Regions from separate parts of the Homo sapiens genome. Here region 1 is linked to region 2. A link is a loop called in an ENCODE intact Hi-C map of the cell type or tissue named here. Cell type or tissue: PC-3. All regions are shown on one strand. Links, peaks and the distances in the headings refer to the core of each region. The heading gives the core; the rest is flanking DNA.

What was found. Hi-C counts contacts between places; a loop is a spot of excess contacts. Peaks named below come from ENCODE experiments on the same cell type or tissue, not always from the same donor. Only the 100,000 strongest peaks of a DNase experiment are listed, where the experiment ranks them.
Region 1: a loop joins it to region 2, with 4 times the contacts of the local background. A loop is called at or near these places in 1 of 110 quality-filtered maps.

The regions. Positions count from the first base shown.
Region 1 is chr4:161,575,647-161,580,058 of GRCh38, reverse strand. The region is part of intron 8 of FSTL5 (follistatin like 5); the gene reads left to right. Among named protein-coding and RNA genes, the nearest start is that of FSTL5-AS1, 440 kb to the left of the region's middle. In PC-3, for the core only: no CTCF peak of the experiment used is centred there; no DNase peak of the experiment used is centred there.
Region 2 is chr4:161,797,952-161,802,363 of GRCh38, reverse strand. The region is part of intron 4 of FSTL5 (follistatin like 5); the gene reads left to right. Among named protein-coding and RNA genes, the nearest start is that of FSTL5-AS1, 220 kb to the left of the region's middle. In PC-3, for the core only: no CTCF peak of the experiment used is centred there; a DNase peak (open chromatin) is centred at 2,503; H3K4me3 peaks cover 929 bases; H3K27ac peaks cover 894 bases.

The DNA of each region.
Region 1 (4,412 bases), core at 153-4,152, 220 kb after region 2:
CTGAGAGAAATAAAACTGAAGAGATTAAAGTTCCAAAAAATTAGTCCAAAGTAATTAATATCCAAAATTAAATTCTTCTGCCCTTATAATTTAAAGTCTAAAGAAAGTCCAAAAGTTTAAACTACATGCAAAGTCCAAAGAACCAAGTTTTTCCCTGATTCTTTATTATGGTCACTTTCAGGGAAAGAAGTCCTTGAAAATGTATGACTTTGGGGTAACTTAAACATTTGTATCCTGGGCTTATTCTCACTGGGTTTTGCAATCCATTTTCAAATGATCACATCCATTTTTTTTTCTTTTTTTCTTTTTCTTTCTTTTTTTTTTTTTGTTTGTTTTTGTTTTTTGAAATGGTCTTGCGCCATCGCCCAGGCTGGAGTGCAATGGCACGATCTTGGCTCACTGCAACCTCTGCCTCCCAGGTTCAAGCAATTCTCCTGTTTCAGCCTCCCAAGTAGCTGCAATCACAGGTGCCTGCCACCATGCCCAGCTAATTTTTATATTTTAATGGAGAGGGGGTTTCACCATGTTGGCCAGGTTGGTCTCAAACCCCTGACCTCAGGTGATATGCCCACCTCGGCTTCCCAAAGTGCTGGGATTACAAGTGTGAGCCACCGTGCCCAGCCTCATTCATTCTTTATTCAATATTTCCTTTTTTGTACTGACTTCTGGTGTACTCCATAACATTTAGAATTCCATTTTATCTCTACTACTGACTTATTAGTTATATCTTTTTTTAAAATTTTTGTCAGATATTGCTATAAGCCACACATACGATATGAAACTTAACATATTGTCATGTATTTTTAAATAATGTTTTACTACTTCATGTATAAAGAACCTTAAAACAGCATGCCTTGATCTCTGCCATTTTCATCCTTTGTAATAATATTATCAAACATTTAACTTCTACGTATGTTATAAAACACACAGTATATTGTTCCATTTTTGCTTTAAAAGTTACATATCTTTCAGAGAGGTTTTTAAAATTAGGCAAGAGAACAAAACATTTGCATTTCTGATCCTCCTCATTTTTTCATGTAAAACTGAATTTCTGAATTTTCATTTACTCTAATAAACATGCTTTAATAATTTGAAGTTCAGGTCTGCTCCTGATACATTTTCTTGGCCATTGTTTGTATGAAGATATTTTTACTTTTTTTTAAATTAAATAATATTTCTGTTGGATATTAAATTCTAAGTAGGCAGTTTTTGGTTTTTATTTTTCTTTCAACAATTTATAGATGTTCTATTGTCTTCTGGGTTGCTCTTGCATGGTTTCTAACAGGACATCTGCTGTATTTCTAGTATTTCTAGTCTCTTTTTTTCATTTATCTGACTGCTTTTAAGAGTTTCTCTTTATCATTGGGTATCAGCAATTTATATATGGTAAGCCTTGGTTTGCTTTTCTTTACTTGGATTTTTATTCTGCTAGAGATAACTCAGCTACTTGGACTTTGGGATATATATTTTTAAAACCTTTGAATAAACGTTTGGCCATTATTTTTTTCAAATAGATTTCTGTTTTCTCCATCCATTTGGACTCAAATTATAGGTATGTGTGTCTGATTGATATTTTCTCATAAATCACTGAATTCTCTTCCTTTTTTTCTCTCTGTCTCTTCAACATTTGTACATACTGTACTTCACTTTCAATAGTTTTTATGCTCTGACTTTAAGGTCACATTTTTTCTTTTATCTGTATGTCTAATCAGCTGTTATTCTCTACCAGAGTTCTTTTTCCTAAATTTATTTTAGATATTATATTTTTCAACGACATAAATTCTATTTAAAAAATAATTCTTACTTATTCTTTCATTGTATTTGTGTTTTCCTTTAAATCTTTAAACCTATTTATACTGGCTACTTAAAGTCCCTGCTTGCAATTTTTATCATGTCTGAAATTTATTGTCTCTTCCTATTCGCTGACATTTTTCTCTCATGAGTCATATTTTCCACTCCTTCTCACATCTGTTAATTTGTGTATTGAATGCTGAACATTGTTGAGAGGATAGATTTGCCGAAGCATTGAGTTTTGTTTAGGCATCAGTTTAATCTTTTTGAGACTTTAAAAAAGAAAAAAAAAACTATATTTGAGTCTGTCTAGAGTAGCCTTTACAGTGGGATCTGTTTCACTCTCCTTCTGATATGCAGTATGAGATGTTTTATGAAGTCTCCCTAGTCTGCTTTTTTCAGTTAAGTCTCTCCATTCTGGTTAATCCAACTCATATGGCACCTATCCTTGTGTAAGCTCTTGTAGCTTTTAAATGTAAGCTCCCTGATTGTAGTGGTTTCCGTAGTCATAAAATTTTGCCTGATTTTGAATAGTTTCATCCTAGGCATTAAGCCAAAGCCTCAGCAGATCTGTATTTAGATTCCCGTAGCTGTCTCTGCAGAGTTCTCTACTTTATGCTTTTCTTCTCTAAAAATTCCAGCTGGCAACTTTTTGTGAATTCCAACTTCTCGTATCCTTAGTTCAGTGAGACCTTTCAGTTCTCTCTTTCTGCATCAATGTCAATGGATGCCGCCAGGAAGAAAGCCAAGACAATTATACACCACATCTTGTTTCCTTTTTTTTTTTTTTTTTTGTCTTTTTTCTTCTCTTCTTTCAGGGATTGCCATCCTTTGCTGCTGGTTTTCCAATGTTTCATGACACTCATTTCATATTTGTTCTGTTTATTTATGGCAAATGGCTTACAAGTTTTAAGTTACAAGTTTTCTACCATAACCTTCTCTATCATGTCAATTTTCTTAAAGGCCTTAAAGTTGTATGGGTTAGAGGAAAGTTTTCCTAAGACCCTCATTTGTAAAAAGTTCTGAAAGTTAGTACACATGACTAATATTGACAGCATCAGCCCTACATACAATAAATTTAGAAATTTTAAGTAATACCTATTTTGTTCTCTGAGTCTGGTACATAATTCTGCCAAAAAAACATGGCAAATACTCACTAGAACAAGAAAGGAGAATGAATCCCTGTTCTAAAAAGAAGTGTTATTTTTGGCTGTCCTAAGATATAGATTTCCTATAACAATTGCACAAATTTAAAGAACTTATATGACTGGATCATAACTTCTCATAAAAATGTTAATTTTGTCACTATGTATGGAGAAAAGACTATTTGTGGTCTACCACATAAATTTTGATAGTTTTCCTCAGTAATTGAAGCTCAATATTAGCCAGCCTATGGATGCCTACCTAAAGATTACCTTCCTCAGTCCTCCTTGAAACTTTTTTCTATGACAAATTTTTGGCCAATGGATTGAGAAGGTAATTATTGTTTTTCATATCTCAATTATGATACTAGAAAAGATATATGTCATCTATTTCTCTTTTTGTTTGTTGAAAAATGAGTGTGATGATGATAGTTGGAGGAGCTATTTTAAATTTGAAAAAGGAGAGTCTAATGTGTTAAGAAAGGGATCCAGTTTCTATTTTCTGCATATGGCTAGCCAGTTTTCCCAGCACCATTTATTAAATAGGGAATCATTTCCCAGTTGCTTGTTTTTGTCAGGTTTGTCGAAGATCAGATGGCTGCAGATGTGTAGTGTTATTTCTGAGGTCTCTGTTCTGTCCCATTGGTCTGTATATCTGTTTTTGGTACCAGCACCATGCTGTTTTGGTTACTGTAGCCTTGTAGTGTAGTTTGAAGTCAGATAGCGTGATGCCTCCAGCTTTGTTCTTTTTGCTTAATATTGTCTTGGCTATATCGGCTCTTTTTTGGTTCCATATGAAATTTAAAGTATTTTTTTCTAATTCCGTGAAGAAAGTCAATGGTAACTTGATGAGAATAGCATTGAATCTATCAATTACTTTGGGCAGTATGGCCATTTTCATGATATTGATTCTTCCTATCTATGAGCATGGAATGTTTTTCCATTTGTTTGTGTCCTCTCTTATTTCCTTGAGGAGTGGTTTGTAGTTCTCCTTGAAGAGGTCCTTCACGTCCCTTGTATGTTGTATTCCTAGGTATTTTATTCTTTTTGTAGCAATTGTGAATGGGATTTCACTCATGATTTGGCTCTTTATTTGTCTGTTGTTGGTATATAGGAATGGTTGTGATTTTTGCACATTGATTTTGTATTCTGAGACTTTGCTGAAGTTTCTTATCAGCTTAAGGAGTTTTGGGGCTGAGTCAATGGGGTTTCCAAAATATACAATCATGTCATCTCCAAACAGAGACAATTTTACTTCCTTTCTTCCTATTTGAATACCCTTTATTTATTTCTCTTGCCTGATTAACTCAAGATGGATTAAAGACTTAAATGTGAAACCCAAAACCATAAAAACACTGGAAGAAAACCTAGGCGGCCGTGCACGGTGGCTCACGCCTTGTAATCCCAGCACTTCAGGAGACCAAGGTGGGTGGATCACAAGGTCAGGAGTTCATGACCAGCCTGGCCAAGATGGTGAAA
Region 2 (4,412 bases), core at 307-4,306:
AGACAAATATACAGGCACACACATATACCCCCATATATATTACCTTTATATTGACTGGTTAGACAAATGCTTAGAGTGGTTATAATCAAAGTCCCAGAACTAACTATTATAGGAGATAGTTAATTTTCTTTCATTCCATGACCAATGACTGCACCTATTTTAGACATAACTGAAGCAACATAAGTATGATGTGGTTTCATCTTCAGGTACATGTGAAGGAAAATTCAGATAATCCATTGTTTTTCAATGGAGAAAATACTAAAAGAGATCAAAATAGGCTTCTTTTCATGAACAGAATAGCACATTACTTAACTATTTTTAAAAGATTACAAAGGCATGAGACTTTTCAATGACTGAATAATTCTATCCACTGTCATGGCTTGAGTATCATCATAAAGTTAGATTCTATTCTTAAATACTGTGAAGACCAGGAGAAAGACATTTTCAAATAATTCCATATTCTGCAATTTATTTGCTAAGAGAAAGGAAGCATAGTAGTAATAGAGACACAACTGGAATCTCTTTTTAATTTGTCTTTCACACATTTCAATCACAACTCATCAGGTGTTCCAGAAACTTGATAGAATGCCTACTATGTAGAGACAATTTTCTCAAAAAGCTTTATTATTATTATTATTATGTGTATTAGCTAGATAAGATACTTATAAATATTTATATATAATACAGAAATAAAATAAAATATTCACCTACAGTTTTACAAGAATGTATCAGTCATCTTGAAAATTCTGAGTGTTAATAGTATGTTTAGGGCTACATAAGAGATAAGAGATTTTAAATGTAGGACATAGAATTCCTGAAAAAGAGGATTTTGCTTTCCCATTAGGAACACAGAATGATAAAATAGAAGGCTCTCATGAAATTGCCAAGATGATTCTTTCTCATATTTCTCTAAGGAGGTTTTTCTTTAAAGAAAATCCCAGACCACATGAAGGCATAAAGCTGAGAACGACTTTGTCAGGCTCCATTCGTTCTTCTACAAAATAAATATGCATTGAATGAATAAATAAGCCTAAATACAACCCCTACTGTTTGCCAATTATGCTAGATACTAGCCACAAAAAGATTAAAGAGAAGAAATAATATAGTTCATATAGGAAATATGCAGTTTTGTACTATTCTTGTCCTCCCAGAACTACTTGCCCCCTTACAATAAATGCATGAACAACAAAAATGAAAACATTAAGATGTTTGCAACAGTATTTTTTAAGACTGAGATTGCAAAATGCTGTTTTATTAATTTTTTATCTTCAGAATATGACAAGTGTAGCACTTTTCACCGTCTAATACTAACCTCTAAGCTGCTTAGTGAAACATATTCACTATCATTTGTCATTATTTTGTCATGGTTCCTAGTACTTCCAAACTCCCGTTGAAAGAAACAGATATTAATCTATCCACATAGACTACGATAAACTTGTCAACTACTTAAAATACGACAAAAATATGTTTCATAATATTCACCAATTTTATTGTAAGGGATTGTGTGGGCTCCTATAAGAAGTCATAAAAATATTTGTTTATATTAAAGATATTTATACTTCCTGAAGAACACTCTATTATAACTACTTACACAGTTTTTAGTTCACATTTTTTAAGGTAACAAGTTTCATGGTACTTTCTGAATTAAAACATCACTCAACCTTAATAGAAATGAAATTTCTACATTTCCAATTACGTTTCAGTCACTTAGAAGGGGTAATTTATGAAAACTGCAACCTAACAAAATCTAAATTAAAAGTTAGCTTTACTTAAGAGGTAAAGAAATCAGGGCAATTCTGTCTCAATTGAGAACAAAAGGAGGTCTTTGTATATTCATTTCCATCTGCCAGCTTGAGGAAGATTTTCTCTTTTCAAAGACTCTTTAAAAAATTAAATTTAGACTATATGAAGACTCTGAAATGTCCTTTGACATAAATAATGAAAGGTGAAAATTGGCCAGGCCATGTGGTGAAAGCTGCTGACAGTGACAGTTGCTGTAGTTCTTATATTCTAAAGGAGGCATTAACTTGTCATATCAAAATTTTTCTCTAGGTCTTTTCTAGACATGCTTCTCTCTGGTTTGAACGGGTTTTGTATAACTATATTTATCCCATTATGTGAAATTAATCATTAGAGGCAAGATTTTGTAACTTCTTTCTAGCCACTTATGGAAAAATAAGAGATCACCTGTTTTCAGTTCCTCAGAGACTACATATGGAAATTAAACTTAGAACTAAGCAGTCAGGATGAAGATGAGAAAGGAATCTTACCACAGTGTTAAAAAGAAAATGTATAATTAGTGCCTTAAGAGAGGGCAACACTATTTGAATAATCAGTTAGCTAAATGTAATCTTAGCATCTATGGCATTCTGTACTACATCTGTGTGATGTGGTAATCTAAATTTGAACAGATGCCCCGCATGTTATGTCAATATTTGAATTGCTATTATGGCTATGAATCAATATTTCTTTGTAAACATCCTTATTTCAAGTGGCTTGAATCACAGCCCTATGGTTAAATACACAGACTGTAGTTTAACTGCCTGATTTCATAACCCAACTCCAGCATTCACGAACTTATCTTTGGTTACTTACTCAACAACCTATTGTCATAGTTTTTACCCCTTTGTGAAAGAAAATGTAGCCGTTGTCTTATAAAATGGTAATGATGAATAAATATATTAATGCTCTGCTTGAATATTAATTTTAATTGGCTGTTGTTATCTTCTTGTATACATTAGATCTTGCTTTCCCATTTCTTTTTTGGAGTCAAGCAAGTCATATAGTACTTTAAAATACAGACTAGGTGAATAAGATGTCAAGTGAAAAATAGAGATAAAAAGTAAAGTAATTTGAGTCAAAAATCTCTTTGCTTCTAGCATCAAAACAGTTCAGGCAAAAATCTTTTATTTTTTTTCATGTATTTTTCCTTTGCAAACATCAGGGCATCATAAAGGGATATCTTCAAACTGAATTGATACCACTTAGTATTAAACTCAAAACAGTTGTAAGTAAAATATTAATATTTTATTGGATCTCTCATAACTCACTCATCACTACCGTGGTGTGCTATGTTTACATTAAAAGGAGAATCTAACACTTGGCGGCGGGGAGGGGGCAAACTAGCTATGTGCTATAAACTGCCGCAAGCTCTTCACATGTAATTTAATCATTTCAAAAATGCACGAACCAGGTTTTGATATCACTGTATTAAAACACCAAGTCATGGAAAGATCAAATGACTCCTCCACACTTTCACTACTAGTATGTATTACAGTTAGTTTCTAAATCTAGGCACCTTGCTTTTCGGTAACTGTGAGCAATCATTTAATAATAAGTAGTCTTAATATCAAACCTAATATAGGGTTTACCTTTTTGATCTTTCAGTAGGGCTTTACTGTAACGACTTCTTAGCGCCTCATAATTTCCCTTGGGCCTCAAATGTGTCTAAATTCCCCCTCACCTTCCACTTTTCTTCCCATTTCACTCAGTTTAGAAATTCTAATGTTTTAGGGTTTTTTTCTTTATTAAAACAGATTATTAAAACAAAACACTTTGCATTTGGCATGAAATGCTAAAAATTAGGCTCGTCTCATCTTTAAGAGAGTTAATTTTTTTTTTAGATTTCCAAATGGGTCCTATCACCAGATTATATTGTTGGAAGTAAAAATCAGTGGTTGTCAAATTTGAGTGTTCACCTGAAGAGCTTGTTAAATCAGTTTGTTGGACCAAATACCAGGAGTTTGTGATTGATAAAGTTTTGATTGGGGCTGAGAATTTGCATTTTAACTGTAATGTGAGAACCACAGATGTAGACCAATATTGTAGATTTTGAAGATACTCTCAATTGCTGTTTTCCCATGAATACTAAATACTTTAAAAAAAAAAAGTATTACAATGGGCATTTCTTTATTTTTTCACCCTGCAAAAAAAATCCTAAACTAACAAAAAGTCTATAAAGATAGGGGTTGATAAACTTTCCATATTAAGTCAAGTGTTTGTTCTTTCTACATTTTTTAGTTATGTTTCTGTATTTTATAGACTAGAAAGTATGTTTTTTTGGAACAGGGGGCTGTAATAGAATTTGTAAGTTACAATGATTAATATTGTTCACTCTCCCTTGGCAAGCTGGAAAGTAGCATAGATTTCTTAGCCAAACTACCTAAATTCAAATTCTAGCTCTACCATTTCTTAAATCTATGAACCTATGATTAAATTACTTAACCTGTATGCCATAAATTTTTCATCTGAAATAGAGAAATAAGAATAGAGCTATTCCATTAAGTCATTTTAGTATTATATAGGTTAATATATTGAAGACACTCAGAGAAATAACTCAAACACAGCATGGGATAAATGAGGTCTAACTTTTAGTTTGATGATGAGCATTACTCTTTCCATGATGTAAATGT